2 separate regions of the Mus musculus genome follow, and region 2 is linked to region 1. The links are chromatin contacts, found by Hi-C or POLR2A ChIA-PET in ENCODE. All regions are on one chromosome and are shown on one strand. Each heading gives the region's core, a stretch centred on a gene start or an enhancer-like site at or near the end of the contact. The rest is flanking DNA. Distances are from core to core; before and after follow the strand shown. Region 1 overlaps Tcte2 (t-complex-associated testis expressed 2). Region 2 has its middle 24 kb from the start of Gm24867.

Region 1 (5,878 bases), core at 1,677-4,176:
CACAGCCCACAAAGATAGCACGGAGTGTTATTTGTGCTTCTAGCCGCCTTTATCCTGAGCCTTTGATGTCTTTGGTGAAGGGCTCTTCTATCATACAATGGGAAAGTCAGTGACAAAGCACTTGAGTGACCAGCTCAAGTCTGCAAATACAGGGGAGACAGGCCCACACCTCCCACCTCTGAAACCCAAGCCCCACCTGAGCAGGTTGGGAGCAGGTCCCAGTGAGGATGCTTCTACCACATGAGTCTCCAGTTAGACTGCGTCCTCTAGGAATATCCTGGGATCTTTTTCACCAAGTCACAGAACGGTGCTAGTGCCGCTCAGAGGACCTCAGAAGCCATTGAAGCCAGTCCCCAGCCTCTTGTTTTTATAACCAAAGGGAAAAGAACAATGGGTATAACTCCATTTAAAAAAAAAAAAACATTTATAAGCTTCAGAAAAGTTGTTTTTATTTTAGCAGCACACTAAGTCAAAGAAACCCAATGGAGGACCAGGGTGTGGTAGGCAAAACTTTAATGCCAGCACTCAGAAGCAGAGGCAGGTGGGTCTCTGAGTTCGAGGCCAGCCTGCTGTGCAGTTCTAGAACAGCCAAGGCTGTACCAAGAAATCTTGTCTTGAAACAATACAAAAAAACCAAATGAAACCACCAGATTTTTTTTTATTTCACTATGTAAAATTTATTTTTTATAAAAAATGCGTAACACCAGTATCTGCTTCTAAACCGACTTAATTAGGAAGCCATTCTCTTATAGAATACACATTGGCATTGAAATCGTTGAAAGAAATGTAATGACTACCTACAAAAGATTACATTTTGATTGTTACCCCACAGCTTATAGAAACCACCAGATATTTTGAAGTGGTAAAAACTAGCATTGTCCAACAGGAATATAACACAACCACTTGCGCAATTTAAACCTCCCTTTAGCTACCTTGCAGCAATAAAAAGAAACAGATCAAAATTATTCTCATTATATACTACATTTTGCTCCATGTATAGAAAATACTGTAGTCTAGCATATGTGTGATGCAAAAATTACCAGTAAAGTATTTTACATTCTCCATGTAACAAAGCCTTTGAAATTGGGCTTATATTCCAACCCCATGTGTCTGAGTTCACACTAACTCAGGTGCTTGGAGGGTCCCTACCTTTGCATCACTGTAACTTTTTGGAGGATCAGCATATCCAAAGCCACATCTGAGTGGCAGGTTGTTCTCTGTGGAGATCTGGACTGTCTACTTTGTAACCATGGATTACCATGATTCTGCTGCAGTCACTTGAGAAAAGAGGAACTGCCTAGTTTCACTGAGGGCTGATACTCTTCAGTGATTTCTGGAAATTTCCAGAATACCTTAAAAGTTACCACTTCCAGTTGGATAGCATGAACCACATTTGCTCACACAACACAGTGCGGGACACTATCACAGACCATGGTCCATTTCGGTTTCCTAAATAACAAGGAAATGGGTCAGATGGAATAAGTAGCACATGCCTGTGAACCCAGTACTCAGTGGTCGGAGGCAGGGGAGTCACAGGTTTGACTACTCTGAGACACAGAAGGAGACTGTCTCAACAATCATAAAAATAATTTTAAAACTGTGCATTATGGTGTCATACATTCGCACTATCTTTCTGGATTCATAGCTCAGGATATGCCACCTCTTGACCATTTGCCTACAGACCCTGACCTGGCTACAAGTCATCTTGACACCGGAGGTCCTGTCTCCAGCTGCTGCCAGAACCAAAACCTTCATACCTAACACTTTAACTCCCTGTCCCTCGAGCATCTTTGTTGTGCTGGTTTCTTAGGTAACAGCATTCAGGCATCAGGGAGGGTCAGCAGGAAAGATATTTAAGGAATTACAAATCTGAAACACAATCCATCTTGAGGAATGTCACTGGGAGAGACAGGCTGCTAGCGACCACAGATCCTATGTGAACAGGAAGAGCCAGAGCAGAGTCTCTGCTCTCAGTGTCTCTTCGTGGTCCAGTTGGGGCAGCTCTGGCAATTGCTGTGTACCACACAGATGGCACCTGGAGCATGGACGAGGAGCAGTGCATGTGGAAACTGATAAGGAGCAGACCCTCGGTGCCTGTTGCCTCACTTCCTCACACACACACACACACACACACACACACACACCCCATTCCCCAACTTCCCTCTTACTTTCCTGGATGGTAGTAAACTCTATTGTGATATTGATTTTCTTACTAACAAGGCACACGATTTTGAAAATCCTTCAGAAATGTGGACCCTTAGATTGAAGTCCATGGTAGAATAGAGAGCCCAGCAGAAGGAATGGCGCACCAGTTCCTGCATCGTGCTGCCAATTTCAACTCTCCATCAAAACTCAACTCCACTCTTAGCAAACTTGGCTGGTGAGGACCCAGCTGAAGGGGACAGCTGAGAAGGAAGGAACAATAACCTTGTCCTTTTTTGGGCGATCTCCCACCTCACGTATGAAAACAACCACTGCACCTGAGATCTATGAGTGTTAGTAAAACAGAGCATCCTGGGCAATGTTTGGGCGTTCCCCTGGGAACAGCCTTTCATCATGGCTGAGGCCTAGGCAGAAAGCAGGATGATGAGCAAGTCTCACCTCTGCAGCTGAGATGACTCAGTGAGGTGACAGGAGACTGAGTCCAAAAGCCTCTCTCGCCTGTGTTTTATTCCTGCTCAGCTTGGAATTGCAAGGCTACTGGGCTATTGAGAAAATGTCTGGGCTGAGACTCCCTGCCCTGGCCGTCAATGCCTGGAAATGCACTGTATCCTCTCATTGTGTCGGGAGAGGCCGGCCAGAGCTGGTGAGGGGGCAGCTGCCAACATCCAGACATGGTTCAGCTGAGCTCTAAAAAGAGGCAGGCACTGGCTTAGACCTAGACCTTAGTCCTGTGTGGCAGACATGATCATGGCGCAGTGAGTCAGGGGTGTTAAAACACTGCAAGAAGCATGCATCTCCCTGAGCAAACCAGCACAACGGGAGGCACTGCGCAGGCTGCTGTCTCTGTAGGCTTTTGGCTCCTGCTTCTGCCCAGCTTTTTCCAGAGCCTTCTGTGCAGCATGGAGGGATGTGATTTGACCCACCTGTTGGAGACTCAGTTTCTGTGTGACTCATTGCAAGTGTCTGTCACAGCTGTGACAGTGCCCCCCCTCTCTTTCTCTCTTTCTCTCTCTCTCTCTCTCTCTCTCTCTCTCTCTCTCTCTCTCTCTCTCTCTCTCTCTCTCTCCAAAGCACTGGCTAGTCTTTATTGTAACATCTGACCCCAAGCATACCATAGTTTCCAACACTCTCAGGAAAAGCTTTATCACTTATGAAATATAATATTAATATGAATTATGGGGAGATAAGGATGTAGCAGCTGAAAATGACAGGTATTGTTCACCTGGTACAATCAAGAGAGGACTTCAGTGAATGTGGAAATAAGAGAGTTGTAAGAAATAAGAAAGGTTGTTTGTTTTTGTTTGTTTGGTTGGTTTTTAATTTACTGTGTGTGTGTCTGTCTTTGTGGAGTTAGTTTTCTCCGGCGTTCATATGGGTCCCAAGTACTGAGCTCAGTCCTTGTGTGGCATGCACCTGTACGAGTTTAGTGATCTCATAAGCCCCAGAAACTGGATAGTTTTAAAACTGCTCACATGAATGACCCAGTCTGGGAAAAGGTGGAGCAATCCTGGGGTTTTAGACTGTGTTTAGTTTAAGCTACAAAAGTGTCTTAGTCTGTTTCTCATCACTGTAGCACGGTACCACATATAAACCATAATTTATATTGAAAATACATTTACTCCTCATGGCATTGTAGGCAGGGGAGTTCAAGATCAAGAAGTCAGCATCCTTGGTGCAACACCAGAGCGTGGGAGTTGTCACAGGATGAGAGATGGAGCTCTTGCCTGCTCTAGTCTCTCTACCTCTGTTTCATTAAGCAACAGATGCCATGGTGGAGGGGGAAGGGTGGGGGAGCCACTCTATCATACCCTCAATAACTCTGATGGCTTCCTGAAGCTCGTACCTCAAAATACCATCAGCATGTGAACTTAGGGCTTATGCTTCAAACACAATCAGAAAAACGTTGTCATCCTTACATGAAATCCTGACCTACATAGACCCCCACATTTCCAAGTCAACACCTCATAACTGTTCCATGCGGCCTTTCCTCCTATCCATAAGCCAGCACTGCACAGCACCATATTACTGAGAGCTACATGGATTGGATGAATCTGCAGCAGCTCCATTTCCCAAGCCAATGGCAAAAATCTCTGTGCCCTTGTTGCTAAGATACCTGTTAGTGTAGAGCACAGTTTTCAAAGGGTTAACAAGAAATGCATCATTCGCAGTGTGTAGAGCTGTCCCTTGTCTGTGACTGAGGGGAGGAGGAGGGTGGGCATGTGCTTAGCACCTCATTCCTTTCCCACATGAGCCCTTGTCCATGAGCTGTCCTTGACCCGCCAGGTCTGTGACAAGCTGCAAGAGCACAGGCTGAATAAGAACACGGCCCTTTGCTCAGGGACACTCAGATGAGTGTTGTCCCCTCCCCGAGCATAGTTCAATAAGAGGCATACAGGGCCGAGTGTTATGCCCGGTTAACGCCAGGCTGGACTGAGGTCCTCCCATGTACTCTTAACTGAATTTTTAAGAAAGCAAGCAAATTGCATTCCTCTTGAAGTTTTATGATTCTGATTTTTTTACAAACTTGGTGTGCCTATTGCCATTACTCTGAATGCTGAAGCGTGATTGTAATTTGTTTTCATTGTGTATGAAAGTAGATGACAGGGGAAAAAAATAGGTATGTCGGTCGAATCGAGACGTTGTTATAATTACGACAGTTGTCGGAAATCTGTTATTTTGGAAATGTAGAAACCGATTTCTCTAAGAAGAGTTTAGAAATGAGCTAAGAACCCACTCAGTATTTAAGAATCTCTCCATGCTAAGCATGAGGCTCCTTTGCTAATAAGAATGGGACCAGTCACAAGCCAGGCCTTCTGATGTCTCTCCTGTTTGTATTCCCAAGGCTCTTTTTAACACAGGATGGGACGGTGGCTGTGCTTGAATGATGGCCGCTTTGCACCTTGGTCCCTACTGGCTGGACTAGAGGGCGACCCAAGTCTCTCACTTGGTACTTTACTGTGTTTGAGGACTCTTCAAGAAGGTGTGGACTTTGAGTAGGAGAGTAAAGTATACTATTCTCACAGGGATACAAGACCGCTGCCAACTTTGCTCGCTTGAACTGGCCTGCCACCTGTACAAAGCATTAGCTTCCTTCAAATGTGCAGATGATCTCATCAAAGGGGAAAGATTAAAGATTAAAAGAAAGATTAAAAGAAAAAATCTACAGACAAAAGATTCAAAGACAAGATCAACTCCAGGGCTGCTGTCACTGCTGCTGCCACCGCCCCTGTTGACAGCCTTCTGCGCTCCAAGCCTGTGTTCTGCTCAGGCCCTACCTTCTGTCCTGCTTCACCCAAAGGGTAGCTGAAGGTTAGTAGCGAAACTGGTGGCAAAGATTCTAGTTAGCCGCTCTTGTTGGTTTGCTTGGACATCCTCATCTCTTGCATGTTACTTTTGGAGCCTTACGTGCAATATGAGTTTCAAAAGATAAAATTACATTTCCACTCAAGGAGAAAAAAACGTAATAGTTTTTCTAAATTCTGCCTTAGCGACCAACTCCTTGCATTATAGGTTGGGAATTGACTCCAAGGGAAAATAAGCCCGCCTGAGGGAGACCTGGAGGACCAGATCCCTTCAGGAGCAGGAGCCGTGAAGTCATAGTCATTAACTATAGGTGTATTAGATATGTTTGCTCGTTTACTGGTGAGGAAAGCTGAAGGTTTGTCAACCTTTCTCAGACGACACAGCCAGAAACTAGATAGATGGAGCAAGCACG
Region 2 (6,259 bases), core at 860-3,359, 37 kb after region 1:
ATGAAGGTACTATAATTTACCAAATTGGGTATGTGTTATTGGAAAATCTCTCCACACTTTCTAAGATCTTGAGCATTTGTGCTTGTAGATGTTTTCCCAACATCTCCCAAGGGTGGGATGCCTTTCAGGGTGTCCTAAGAGCGGGACAGCTAGGTGGCTCCAAGGAGAGCTTGGCTAGGCTCACCCAAGGAGAGTTGGTATCAAAACTTGGGAACCAAACAGCGAACAGCAGCCAGTACTGGGTCACTGTGGTCTTCTCATTCACTGGAAGACAGTCTCTGAGCCAGAGGAGACTTTCCTGGCAGGACATTTTATTTTGAAAAATCTATTCAAACAATTGTTTTTTTAGGGGCTGGGATGATGGCTCCAGTCAGTACTTGCTATGCTTGAATGAGGCCCTGAGTTTAGACTCCCAGTATCCATATTTAAGCCAGGCATGGCTCTGTGCGTGTGTGTGTGTGTGTGTGTGTGTGTGTGTGTGTGTGTGTGTGTATGTATGTGTGTGTGTGTGTGATGTAACCCCAAAACTGGACATGGGGCATAGGGAGTAGAGACAGCTAGAGTTCACTGCCTAGCCATCCAATCAACTTGGTAAAAGCCAGGTTCAGTGAGAGACTCTTATCTCAAAAACTAAGGAGTAGAGTGACTGAGGAAGACACTCCACTCTAACCTCGGGATTGCACACATGCGTGCATGCATGCATGCACTCGTACATGCACACGTAGACACATGCAAACACACACGGAAATGTACATATACCACCTCTACACACACAAACATAATTATACCTTGTGGGATGACAAGCAGCCGCTGAGTAAGAATGCAAACCGTAGTGTTGTTGCTCTGAGTTAATGGAGTCTGCTGTTCTGGCGAGCAAAAAAGGATAAGGTGTTCTGCTGACCAGAGGGGCTGGGAAAGTGATCTAGGGAGTCTCTGTCACTATTCAGGTCCACCAAGGTAGGCAGGCTTGCTGGTATGGTATGTCCTACAGAAGGTGGCAGTCTCCTTCATCTTTGCAATGAATCCATCTTGCCCCAGGTGAATATCTGTCCAAAGCAGTGTGGATATTGTGGTTACCACTCCCAGGCACTGCATTCCATTGTGTTCTCTTTACTGACATAAAGTGGGGTGTCAGGAGGACCCTGAGGTCCACATAACAGCTTTGGTATCAGTGCGGGCAGAACCCATAATTCCCTTTTCAATTCAAGTTACAAAGGACCTTTCCCGTTATGGATGGGGCCAGGGAAAGGGGGGCTTTTACACCCTTGCATCCCCAGACTCTGCTGGCAGCTCTTTGGTTTGAGTGGTGGCTTTGGGCCACCCACACCGCTGGATCCCTAGAGAAGTGTGAGGGCCTCTTCAGGTCACACATCTTTTCAGAGGAATGGTAGGAGAAGAATGTTTGCTCAATTTAAAACACAGATTCTCAGGGGCACAGATGGCTCAGCGGTTAAGAGCACTGACTGCTCTTCCAGAGGTCCTAAGTTTAATTCCCAGCAGCCACATGGTGGCTCACAACCATCTGTAATGGGATCTGACTCCCTCTTCTGGTATGTCTGAAGGCAGCAAAGGGTGTACTGATATACATAAATAAATGAGCCTTAAAACAAACAAAAACCATGGACTCTCCATCTGTGTGGCAGAAAGCCTTGGTGGCGAAGGTCCTTAGCACAGTTGCAGGCTCAGCTCTGACCTTCATCTGTGTCTGGTAGCAGCACAGGAGCAATCCAGCTTCCCCAGTGAGATCCCCAAGCCAGGGTTCAAGGAACCCACTTCACTTTGTCTCCTGTGTGCTTCGTGCATTGGACTTTCTCCAGGATGGGCTCTTTCAGCCAAGAAACACGGGCTTCCAGCTATCTTATGGGCTGACATGAAGAAGGAGCATACACACAGAACATCAGAGAGGAGACGAATAACCAGAAGACAGCTGAACGAACAGGAGAAAGCCTGCCTCACCTGCTGCAGGCAGCCTTTGCAAACCTTTGCTTGGTAGGCAGTTCCAGGGCTCTGTAGGGCTGAGAGCAGGGTCTCCACAGGAGGGGCTTACATATGTGAGGTCAGAGCAGGCAGGGGTCAGCCAGGAGGGCTCTGAGGAGTTATTCGCATACTTTATTGTCTCTTCAGACCCTGACAGCATGGCTGGGCTGGATGCCAGCAGAAGGTGTAAACTTCTGTCTCACTCTTTTGGAATCCTGGGGAATTTACAGAAACTCTCTGGGGTGCTCTTAACATGTGGAATGAGGACACCCTGCTCACTAACTTCACAGGTATATGTGCTAAACACAGGACCCTGGAGCAGTCTCTAGGTGCTCTACCTCTGCATGCTGATTGTGTCCTGAGGGGAGTTGGATGGCTCCAGACACCTCAAGGTTCTGTGTTGCTCAGGCCTCAGAAGCCTTGCAGTATTGGGCCCTACTGAGGCTGCCTCTAGGTCTGAGGTCCCAGGCACCAGGCCACACCCTCCCTGTTCACTCAGCTTTCATCCAAGTGGATTGGAGCTGCCGCTGCGAAGCATAGAAGAGGGCGGAGCCAGCCAGCTCCACATTCTGCAGGCTCACTGGGGAGTAGCTTTGAAAGTACTGTAATTTAACCCAGATCACAAGGGCATAGCAAGTTCAGGGCACCATCCTGGGCACTGAAAGGCCTGTTTTTGTTGTGGCTAATGGGTATGGTTGTGAGTAGGGACTTAAATAGCCTTTTCCCTCCAGGATAATGGCCAGACACTGTCAGGAAGTTGCACAATGTCAAATCTGAGTCCAGGACACAGTAGAGTTAAAAAAGATAGAGTGGAGTAGGTTGAATGTCAGCCTCTTTGGATGAATTTAGGCCTTTGTCTAAAATGAGCTGTTTGGCCAGAAAGCCCACACTTGTGCAAACACTGAGAGAGGCCGAGTCCACTGTGGAGCAGGGATAATGGAGGGCCAGCAACTTTAGGAGGGTTCTTGTATCGATTCCCAGTCATAGTCTTTGAAAAATGCCTTACTTCGGAGGAAGAGGATCAAACAGTGGGGCTGGATATGGGTCAAAGGTTTCAGGAAGGCTTCTGTGTCCACACACGACTTCCTTCCTCGCTCAGGGAATGCAACAGGAATCCCCGCCCAGGACTGTGTTGGCTCAACAGCCTGGGAATAGTTTCCAAGTTGGAGTTCCCCACACAGGTGGACAATGTGGGAGAAGCTCCTAGAACAGATGACTAGATAACAAGGGTGAGACAGAATGGTCAGACCAGAAGGAGGGACCGTGGAATTCAGCGGGTGGAGGGGCTGACCGACAAGGAGATGAGGAATAAGGTTGAGCTCATGAGTCTGGGTGTTGGAATGTAGAACCGGCAAGCTGTTGCTTTCGGGCACACTGTGCCACGGGGGGGGGGGGGGGAGGGGGTTGATAAGGAAAGATGAGTGTCCTTTCCTGCCTCTCTTCCACTTTGGGTTTGTCCCCTTGTTCCATGTGACAGAGAGTCAATAGTCTTGGACACAGCCTCAGGGGACAGCAGAGGGACAGTCTCTACAGTGGCCTTCCTGGGTATGGCCTGTCAGATCTATAGTAGGGAAGAGGAATGACAGGTCGCATGAAGGACAGCCCAGCCCAGACAGAGGGCTTCTGTACACAGAGGGAGGGTGGACACACAACTACACTCAGACACAAACATCCCTCAGTTTCCCAGTCTCTAAAAACCACATGAATTGCCAGGCAGTGGTGGCACACGCCTTTAATCCCAGCACTTGGGAGACAGAGGCAGGCAGATTTCTGAGTTTGAGGCCAGCCTGGTCTACAGAGTGAGTTCCAGGACAGCCAGGGCTACACAGAGAAACCCTGTCTCAAAAAACAAAAACAAAAACAGAACACATGAATTTAATATTTTATTGAATATCATTTGAGACAATATACTTCTGGTCCTGTGGCTGTCACAAAATAGGCCCCAGTAAATGGCAGCTATCCCCAAAAATGTTTTTAATTATACTTAGTAAATTACATTTGCTCATGCATGTGTGCCATGTGATGTGTGTGGAGGTCAAATGGCAGCCTGTGGGAGTCTATCCTCTGCTTCCACGAGGGACTGAGCTCAGGCTATCAGGCTTGGCAGTGTATGCCTAGAGCCAATGAGCCATCTCTCGGGCTGTGCTATCTTTAAAAATGACTTTATTCTTTTGGAGAATTTTTAGTCTCACAGAGAAGCTGAGAGGAGGATGTAGAGATTTCCCATGGACCTACTCCCCTCAGGCAAAGCCTTCCATTTTCCCCAATGTCTCAGTTGTAGTGGTGAGTTTTTGCTACACCGCTTTATGCTTCCGGTTGGTCGTGCTTCCCACCACTCAGGAGATCTTTGGATCCAAGAATGAAACACACACACACACACACACACACACACACACACACCCCTCAGCTTATTTTTAAAGTGCCTTTACTACCTCAAAGGCTAGGCTCTCCTAAACCACCCACCTGAATTCTCACCTGGTTGGTTGGCTTTCTCTCCTGCAGCTCCTGCGTCCCATCCTTCTCCCCCAAGTCCTGGGGAGTCTCGTTCTCCTCCTGCCTACTGTGTCCCAGCCCACACAGCTCTAAGGATTCCGCCCCTGCTCCCTTTGCCCAGGCATTGGCTGCTGGAATCTTTATTGATCCATCAAAAAACCAGTTGGGGACAAGGACCTTTAGCATTGGGATACACAGATTCCTGGTTGAACCAAAGCATTAGAACCAATCTCCAACACTCAATAGTACATTTGCTGCACAAATGAGTGTCTACGCACCCACCACCACCCAGAGTCCACATTTGGCTAGGGTTTACTCTTGGTGTCCCTTGAGAGTACAGTGACTTTTCTTTGTACATGCAAGTTCTCACTGCCCTGAAAGTCCCTGGCTTCTGCCTGTTCACCCCTCCCAAGTTAGCTTTCTACCAGTGTAACAACCTTCTTGAAATTATCAACCTCAGAAAGGAAAAAAAAGGGGTTACTCGGGCTCACACGGTTAGAGGTTTGAGTCCCCAGCTGATTGTGGATTGTGACCAGGAATTCATGAGAAGAAGCTGTGTCTGCAGAGACTGGTTGGTGGATTAAAGCTTTTAGAACTGTGGCAGAACTGGAATGTTGCAGGTCCAGAGGCCAATTACTGTATCTCAGGCTAGCTTTAGCCCTCTGGAACAGCCAGTTATTCCTTGTCCATTTCTGTGCAAGAGCTAAAAACCTATGACTAATAGATAAAAAACTTTTTGGAATCTATTAACAGACTACTAGTTTTCACCAATGCCAAAGCTAAGACTGCCATCACATAGCATTTGGGCTGATAGGAAAGCTACTCCATCTTGCTGTTACCACTTCTCTGATGTCCCCAACAATGTATTTTAAACTTGCCTTGATTTATGACTGTCATTTTTATGATTTTTGTAAAACTATAAAACTTCATGAGACTGCTTTCATGTTGAAGCTTGGGATTTGGAGTCTGTATTCCTGAACCATGGTCACTCAGACTAGCTCCAGAACGAACTATCTCTTATTTCCTTTAAGACAATAGTTATGGTTTTTGCACAGATGGCATGGTTTGTTCACCTCGTGTCAATTAGGAGCAAAGATCCAGACAAGAGCCTGGAGTCCCAATATTCCTCAGTCATTCCACACTGCCAAATCTCACACTTCCCCACCAGGCCTCACTTTTAATAGCACCAAGCCAAGGGCCATGCTTTCTTTTTCTTTTCTCTTCTTTTTTTAAAGATGGATTTATTTATTTATTTATTTATTTATTTATTTATTTATTTATTTATTATATGTAAGTACACTGTAGTTGTCTTCAGACACTCCAGAAGGAGTCAGATCTCATTACGGATGGTTGTGAGCCACCATGTGATTGCTGGGATTTGAACTCAGGACCTTCGGAAGAGCAGTCAGAGCTCCTAACCGCTGTGCCATCTCTCCAGCCCTGGGCCATGCTTTCAACACACAGGCTTTTACAGAACATCCAAGTCCCAAGATGCACCTCCTCCCACGTAATCGCAGGTAGCCACTGGCCTTACTGAGGTCAAAATACTGTAGAGCTAAAGTTAAGATTGCTTCTTCTAGGGCTGGAGAGATGGCTCAGTGGTTAAGAGCACTGACTGCTCTTCCGAAGGTCCCGAGTTTAAATCCCAGCAACCACATGGTGGCTCACAACCATCTGTAATGAGATCTGATGCCCTCTTCTGGTGTGTTGGAAGACAGCTACAGTGTACTTACATATAATAAATAAAAATTTTTCAAAAAGATTGCTTCTTCTACCGTGTAAGTTTTTT

The links. A loop is a pair of places that touch in the nucleus more often than their neighbours do. ChIA-PET counts read pairs that join two places held with the same protein, here RNA polymerase II (POLR2A).
Region 2: a map of heart shows a loop between it and region 1 (2.6-fold over the local background). The contact joins two enhancer-like sites. A Hi-C loop is called at or near these places in 5 of 37 maps with a recorded cell type or tissue (adrenal gland and heart). POLR2A ChIA-PET finds 5 or more read pairs at or near these places in 4 of 5 experiments (Patski and embryonic stem cell).

The regions. Positions count from the first base shown.
Region 1 is chr17:13,734,521-13,740,398 of GRCm38, reverse strand. All of the region lies in intron 1 of Tcte2 (t-complex-associated testis expressed 2), which reads left to right. Among named protein-coding and RNA genes, the nearest start is that of Afdn, 23 kb to the left of the region's middle. Within about 2 kb of position 2,926, at least 2 of the 3 ENCODE cell types and tissues checked have a DNase peak (open chromatin) inside an H3K27ac peak, as active enhancers do; they include heart, where a contact is called at or near this core.
Region 2 is chr17:13,696,704-13,702,962 of GRCm38, reverse strand. No RefSeq gene overlaps it. Among named protein-coding and RNA genes, the nearest start is that of Gm24867, 24 kb to the right of the region's middle. Within about 2 kb of position 2,109, at least 2 of the 3 ENCODE cell types and tissues checked have a DNase peak (open chromatin) inside an H3K27ac peak, as active enhancers do; they include heart, where a contact is called at or near this core.